Regions from separate parts of the Homo sapiens genome. Here all the other regions are linked to region 1. The links are chromatin loops, found by intact Hi-C in ENCODE. Cell type or tissue: OCI-LY7. All regions are shown on one strand.

What was found. A loop is a pair of places that touch in the nucleus more often than their neighbours do. Peaks named below come from ENCODE experiments on the same cell type or tissue, not always from the same donor. Only the 100,000 strongest peaks of a DNase experiment are listed, where the experiment ranks them.
Region 2: it touches region 1 in a loop (2.6-fold over the local background); 9 of 110 quality-filtered maps call a loop at or near these places.
Region 3: a loop joins it to region 1, with 2.3 times the contacts of the local background. A loop is called at or near these places in 18 of 110 quality-filtered maps.

What each region holds. Positions count from the first base shown.
Region 1 is chr22:19,840,739-19,843,238 of GRCh38, forward strand. All of the region lies in intron 2 of GNB1L (G protein subunit beta 1 like), which reads right to left. Among named protein-coding and RNA genes, the nearest start is that of GNB1L, 13 kb to the right of the region's middle. In OCI-LY7, CTCF peaks have their summits at 1,007 and 1,207; a DNase peak (open chromatin) is centred at 1,123; H3K27ac peaks cover 1,405 bases.
Region 2 is chr22:19,908,924-19,911,423 of GRCh38, forward strand. TXNRD2 (thioredoxin reductase 2) reads right to left here. Exons shown (of 18, transcript NM_006440.5): 8 at 2,454-2,500. Among named protein-coding and RNA genes, the nearest start is that of COMT, 32 kb to the right of the region's middle. In OCI-LY7, CTCF peaks have their summits at 1,196 (motif pointing left) and 1,430; DNase peaks (open chromatin) are centred at 518 and 1,178.
Region 3 is chr22:19,729,413-19,731,912 of GRCh38, forward strand. All of the region lies in intron 1 of LOC105372861 (a long non-coding RNA gene), which reads left to right. Among named protein-coding and RNA genes, the nearest start is that of GP1BB, 7.1 kb to the left of the region's middle. RefSeq lists an enhancer at 1,214-1,508. In OCI-LY7, CTCF peaks have their summits at 1,416 (motif pointing right) and 1,620; a DNase peak (open chromatin) is centred at 1,389; H3K4me3 peaks cover 762 bases.

The DNA of each region.
Region 1 (2,500 bases):
GGCAGAGATTGCAGTGAGCCGAGATCGTGCCATTGCACTCCAGCCTAGGCGAAGAAGCGAAACTCCGTCTCAAAAAAAAAAAAAGAAAGAAAGAAAAAGAAAATCCATCCAGGAATGGCATTCAACCTTTGTGCTTTTCTTCCCAAAACCCTTAAGCTCAGTCTAATCGTGAGAAGAACACAACAAATCCCGGTGGAGGAACATTTTACAAGAGCCTGACCAGTGCTCCTCAAAACTTAAGGTTATCAACAACAAGAAAAGTCTAAGAAGTTGTCCTGGCCAGAGGAGCCTGGGGAGACAGGAGAGCAAACGCAGTGTGGGGTTCTGGATGGGATTCTGCAACAGAAAAGGACATTAGGGCAAATTCAGGAACCCTGGATGAAGCCTGGACTTTGGTCACTAACAATGCATCAATCCTAGTCCATTAGTCATGCGCAGAGCAAGATGCTGACAGGAAAAAGGGCTCAGAAATGCGTCCGTGCACAAGGTTCACACTCAACCACTGCTCTTGGCCACAGTCTCACAGGTTATGTTTCAAATAAAATATATTGTACAAGATTCTTGTGCTATTTTTTCTTGTGTTACAGTTAATGGTATTTAATTTACACTAATGTATTATGAAACTTCAATTCCTGTTTCTGGCTTTGGAGTCAATTTCTATCTCTACTCAAGGTGACTTAAACAGACTTAATGAGCCTGGGCAACATAGCAAGACCCCCATCTCTACAAACAAATAATTTAAAAAAATCGGCCAGTTATGGTGGTGCCCGCCATGATAGTCCCAGCTATGTTGGTGGCTGAAGCAGGAGGAGAGGATCACTTGAGCCCAGGAGGTTAAGGCTGCAGTGAGCTATGATCACACTACTGCACTGCAGCCTAGCCTAAAGAGACCTGCCTCTAAAATAAACAAACAAAACAGACTTAATGTCAACTTTTACACGCTTTTCCCATTCCAAATAATTTACTATCTTATTTTTGCCCTAATATAAATTCATCAACAGTGCCCCCTGGTACAAGCTAGTAGTTATTCGGTTAAGCAAATGAGCTGATGACTTTTATGACCATCGTTACTTCCAGAAGGTGTCCCCAGCCAGCTGGGGACAGAAAGAGCACTGATCTAACCACTGTTGCGCTTCACCAGCCCAGCCCACCTAATTTCTCTATGAAGTAGCACAGCCGTTCTAGCATGAAGATGTTGAATTGGCTGGTCCTCCAGGCCAGCAAGAACATGAAGCCAAGGCCATGAGGCCTGAGGCAGGCACACAGGTGGCTGGTGAATGGGCTCCCTCCCACCTCCTGCTCATCAGGCACCTCCCAGGCTACACCTGGAACCAGAAAGGCACTCCCTGGACAGGCCTGTCCTGAGCAGAGACCTCAGTGTCATCCCCTGCCTTCCTGGTGAGGAAGACAGCAGCAGTAAGGCCCAGAATCTCAGAACTGTCCGCTGCATTGCAGCCTCAGCCAGCGACCCTGATCTCCCAAAAAGCCTCACACACACCACTCCAAGAAGCTGCATCAGACACAGAGCCCTGGGCTATCCCAGTCAGTTCACTGGCACACATCTCAGTGCTGCTGCTTCAAACCAGGAAACTGAGGTCTAGATACACCCTTCCCCATCTCTGAAATGCAGGGAGATCAGCGGGGAGTCAGTGGGGGCAGTCAGAGACTAGCCCCCAACAACCCTTCTCAGTCACTGATGTCTGCCCACCAAGGCCTCGGGGGCCAGGATTGCTTCCATGGCCTTGGCTCTCAGCCCAGGACGGGGGTGGGAGCAGCCTGGTGAGTAATGCCCAGGCCCCCAAGAGGTGGTCCTGCCATAAATAATGCCAAGGACACATCCCCCTTCAAGGGAGGCCAGACCTGCCAGGGAGGGCTGCAGAAAAGCTGCACTCTAGCTGCAAACAGGAAGGGATGAGCCTGCTCAGATGGTGAGGTCCCTATCCTGTTACCTGCCACTCACGGCCACAAAGGACCAGAAACCCTCCCTGGGCAAGGAAAACATGCTGCACCTCCCTGTTTGGACCCACGGCTACCAGGGCCAGCTACTGGAGATACCAGGACTCTGCTAGTGTCACCTGGCCTGGGAAGGACCTAAGCAGCTCAAGCTGGCCACACAGCAGCCACAGCCCTGGCCATGGCCCCCACCTGCCCACTCCCACTGCAGCCAGCTCCCTGTCCTGAGCACGGGAAACAGGTCTACCAGCACTAACTCAAACTTCACAAAGAAACCATTTCTGGAATGGGGCTCCGTTTGGCGATTCGGAGTCAAAGGCGCACTTCATAGCTCCTTTCCAAATCCCGTGCATTGTCAGGCCCTGTTCCCCTTTGAAGCCTCGCTGAGTGATTGAAGCGTCTACTTTCTGAGGGGCAGATAGCACCGGGCTGGTAATCTGACTCTAAGCCACGGGATAAAGGTAGTTTGTTTCCTCTCAGCCCGTCTGTCAACACCTCCTCAGTAATTAGCCCTAATTATTACAGAGGGCCAGCCTCCCATTCGGTT
Region 2 (2,500 bases), 68 kb after region 1:
GCTGGGCGTGGTGGCTCACCCCTGTAATCCCAGCACTTTGGAAGGCCAAGGCAGGTGGATCACCTGAGGTCAGGAGTTTGAGACCAGCCTGGCCAACATGGTGAAACCCCATCTCCACTAAAAACACAAAAAATTAGCGGGGTGTGGTGGCAGACACCTGTAGTCCCGGCTACTCAGAGGGCTGAGACAGGAGAATCGCTTGAACCCGGGAGGCAGAGGTTGCAGTGAGCCGAGATCGCACCACTGCACTCCAGCCTGGGCAACAGAGTGAGACTCTGTTTCAAAAAAAAAAAAAAAAAAGGTTAAAGTGGTAAATTTTATACTATGTCTGTTTTATCACAATGAATAATTGGGAAAATGTGTCAGAAGCACTTCTGATGGTAAACAGATGCACCTCCAAGGTTTTCACTGCAGCATTGATAATGATGAAGAAGAGAAACTACTGAGATGCTCATTAACAAGAGAAAGGTCAAAGGAACTATACCACATCCATTCAAGGGAATCCAGTCCTGACCCCACACAAAGATGCCCCGTGAAGTGTGAAACAATGACAAGCAGAGCATGTGACACACCACTCACACACACACACACCACTCACACACACACACCACACACACACATAACCACTCACACACTACTCACATACACACACCACACACACACACCACACACACCACTCACACACACACACCACACACACCACTCACACACCACTCACATACACACACCATTCACACACACACCACTCACACACACTACTCACACACACTGCTCACACACACCACACACACCACGCACACACACCACTCACACACACACCACACACACCCACACCCTTCACACACACACACCACACACACCACACACACACCACTCACACACACCACTCACACACACACCACACACCACACACACCCACACCCTTCACACACACACCACACACACACCACTCACACACACCACTCACACACACACACACCACACACCCACACCCTTCACACACACACACCACTCACACACCACACACACACACCACTCACACACACACCACACACACCATTCACACACACACACCACACACATCTGCACGCACACCATGCACATTCGGGCACACACAGAAGTGGGACCCTTTTCCACTGATATTTTCTCCTGGGGAAGGCTCGAGACTGCTATTGACCAAGCCTCTGCCGCCCTCTGGTGGTCTCTCTGCTCCCTGCCAACATGAAGTCTCCACACCCCACAGGCAGGAGCTGCCTGGACCTGGGACCTCGGGATGGCCCACTCTGTGGGCATCGGAATGCACTTAGTGACTCTGCACCTGCTCCCATGGGGAGTGAGAGCCACTTGCACGCTGCTAGCCTCCCTTCCACAATCAAGATGTTGTTTCTGAGGCCTTTGGAGTCTTTGCTAGATTTCAGGGAAACCCAATGTACAAATCAGAAGACAGTGAGGGTGTTAGATGAGGGCTGGGATAGGGATTGCTGGCTCTCCCCTCCTTAATGTTCTCCCTGATGTCCTTGAGGGGACCCACTGGAACCCCAGGGCTCCTGGGAACCCCATTTGACAACCACTGACCTAGATAACAAACAGCTGACTCCATTTATATGGCAGTCCTGTTATTGTTATTACCTCCAAGGCAGCCACAGGACAGAGTAAATCAACAGCCCTGCAGAGGGGCACAAGTCACAGGTTTATTGTTTAGTTTTGAGACAAGGTCTCACTCTCCCAGGCTGAGCGCAGTGGTGCAATCACAGCTCACTGCAGCCTCAACCTCCTGGGCTCAAGCAATCCTCCCACCTAAAGCCTCCCAAGTAGCTGGGACTACAGGTGCACAGTACTATGCTCGGTTAATATTTTCAGATTTTTGTAGGCTGGGTGTGGTGGCTCACGCTTGTAATCCCAGCACTTTAGGAGGACGAGGTGGGCGGATCACCTGAGGTCAGGAGTTCAAGACCAGCCTGACCAAGATGGTGAAACCCCATTTCTACTAAAAATACAAAAATTAGCCAGATGTGGTGGTGGGCGCCTGTAATTTCAGCTACTTTGGAGGCTGAAGCAGGAGAATCACTTGAACCTGGGAGGCAGGGATTGCAGTGAGCCAAGATTGGGCCATTGCAATTCAGTTTGGGGGACAGAGTGAGAATTCACCTAAAAAAAAAAGCCAAAAAAAAAACCAAAACAGATTTTTGTAGAGTAGAGGTCTCACTATATTGCCCAGGCTGATGCTGATCTCGAACTCCTGGCCTCAAGCAATCCTCCCGCTCAGTCTCCCAAAGTGCTAGGCTAACAAGCATGAGCCACCACACCTGGCCACAAATAACAGGCCTTTTTTCCTTCTTTTGGGTAAACCGGAAAGAAAGCCCCAGGAGCCCAGCACCAGCACAGGCTCTAAGGGTCCAGTGCTCACTCTGGTGAACAAAAAGAGGACCCCACCAAGCACGCGCAGGCCTTACGTTTTTCCAGGGGATTCCTTCAGCCAGAAGATGTCATCACTTGTGAT
Region 3 (2,500 bases), 110 kb before region 1:
AGGCCTCTTGCATCCCTTCTCTGCCTCACTGAGGTCTTTGGGGTGCAAATGTACAGCCCAGGAGAAAGTGGCCCAGGGTCTTAGGTGGCCCCCAGCCAAGAGAAGGACGCTCCTCTGGTCTGTGGGAAAAGGCCCCAGCAGGAGATAGGGGGAGTGGGCAGCCCACTGCTTGCAAGGCTTGAGGTCTCCTGGGCCAGTGTGTCGCTCAGGGGGTGGCAGGGGGGGCCCTGAAGGGCAGGAGCTGCAGAGGCAGAGGGACTCCTGTTGAGGAAAGCTACTGGAATCACTGTGTGGTTAGACCTAAGGAAGAACTTCCTGCCTGCTGGTCGGCGGGGCAGCCGAACCCTATGATTCCTCCACAATCCCTCCTCTTGCCGGCTCTCCGTGGTTTAGACTGGTTCGTGCCAAGGTACTGACTGTGGAAGGCACAGGGCTTCCCTCGCTGGCTGACCTTCCTTGGCTGCCTGGGAGCCCCCAGTCCCCATGCCTGACTCTGAGCTGACCCTCCACACACTGACCCTGGGGCCTCAGCCTCCAAGGGGTGTGGGGAAGTGAGTAGTCCCAGTTCAGTATACCTGAATGGCCCTGTGGGGACGGGAGAAAGGCACACCCTCCCTGCAGATCTGGGCACCACCTTGATCCCAGCATTGTCCTTCATTTCACAGACAACACACCTGCCCCAGGACCCCCTCCCCACTGATGAGCTGGGCCCCTCTGTGACCTCAGACTCTTCCTTCTAGGCAGGAACAGGTTGGGGGTCCCGTCTCCAAGCCCTGCCTGGACCCCGCACCTCCAGTCCCAGGCTAGCTGATTCAGGGCTCCTTGCCCTGCAGCCCAAGGGCCCTCTCACCACCATTGCCCACCCCACCTCCCTGGGCTCCTGGGATCTCAGCCTTAGGTCAAGGCCCAGCCCTGGTGCACCCTCCCCCATGGGCCAGGCCCTCCATGCCTTTGCCCGCGCCAGTCCCTCCACGGGGCACGCCCTTCCCGCTGTGGCTACTCCTCAATCTTAGAGGCCCCTCCCAAGCCCATTCTCACAGAGCTTCCTAGGCCTGCCCTGGCCTGACACATAGTGCAGGACAGTGTCCAGGCCTGTGTCCCCAAGACCCATCTGGGGTTCAAGCCACATCTTGGGCCTATACACAGCCAGCTAGTGAGTGAGCGAGCGAGTGAGTGAGGCCCTGCAAGATGGTCATCTGTCTTGTCCCGCAAAGGCCAAGACAAACGCCGTGTCAGCGGCAGCCTCTCCAACCCAGTCTGTGATGGCCAGTGGTGGTCAGTGAGGGCTGGGCCGCGAGGCTCACAGCTCAGGCCGCACCCGCCGGTTTCACAGACCGGCCAGGAAGCTCCCAGGGCGAGGGCCTAGTCGTGTCCTCCCCATGGGCGAGCAACCCTAGGCAGGCACCAGAGGGCGCTCGCGGTCTGCAGAAAACGCTGGCTAAGGGGGGAGCGCGGAAAGAGGTGGGCACTGTGGGTGCAGACAGCTGGGGTCCGCGGAGAAACGAAGGCCTGGAGCGGGGGCGCTGGGTTGTCCAGGCTGGCGGCGAGCTGCACCGAGTGGGACGGGCAGGCTGCCCCTAGTGAGGGCGGGGAGGGTGTCGCCGCGTGGCGGCTGACAGACGGGGCGGGATGAGCGTAGCCCCCGCCCCTGCCCTGGTGCACTGACAGCCTGTCAGCCGGGAAGATAAGGGACTTCTTCCGCTGGGCGTGGGGTGGGGGTCAACCCAGGTGCGCTGTCCCCCTCCCGCTGGTGTTTGCTCGGTAAACACTTATTGGGCCCCGGGCTGTGCACACCGCCGCGGGGGAGGGGCGGGCGACCTGAAGGCCTGGACTCCATGGCCTCTGCCAGGGATGCCGGGTCCATGGGCCATCAATGATGCAGGAAAAGAGGCTCTGTCACCTCTGGCCCCGCCTGGAGAGAGTTGCCTGTGGGGTCCTTCGTGGGCCCCCTCCAGCCTGGGGTGGCCCTAGCCTCAGCTTCAGAGCTGGGCTGACCCCCGACTAGCCGAGGCATTAATGGGGCCCCGTGGAGGAGGTCCTGGGAAGGTCTGGGGAGCTGAAGTCCTGGCCACGTGGGGGGGACTGCACCCCCTGCCCAGACGGAGCAACAACATTGGGGTGGGTGGCGGGGCCCTGGGGGCCCATAGCTCAGCGCAGCGTCTGCGCCCACCCCCTGTGTTTCCGATGGAAGACAGGCTGAAGGTGATAAATCACCAGGTCCCACCCCCACCCACCCTGCCAACGGGTGGGGAAGGGGGGCTGCATGTGACAGAGATGGGGACCGAGACAGAGATGGGAGCCAGGTCTAGAGGAGAGACCAGAGACAGTGGCACTGTGGTGGCCCCGTTGACACGGGCCAGGACCCTTGCTTGGGTGTCTGGCCTCCCCGCTCTGGGCGCCCCTTCCACAAAGCCCATCTGGAAACCAGCTGAGAGCCACCGTACCCCCACCCCGGCTGACCCCCAACAGGGAGGTAGAGGAGGGAGGGAGACCTTTGCAG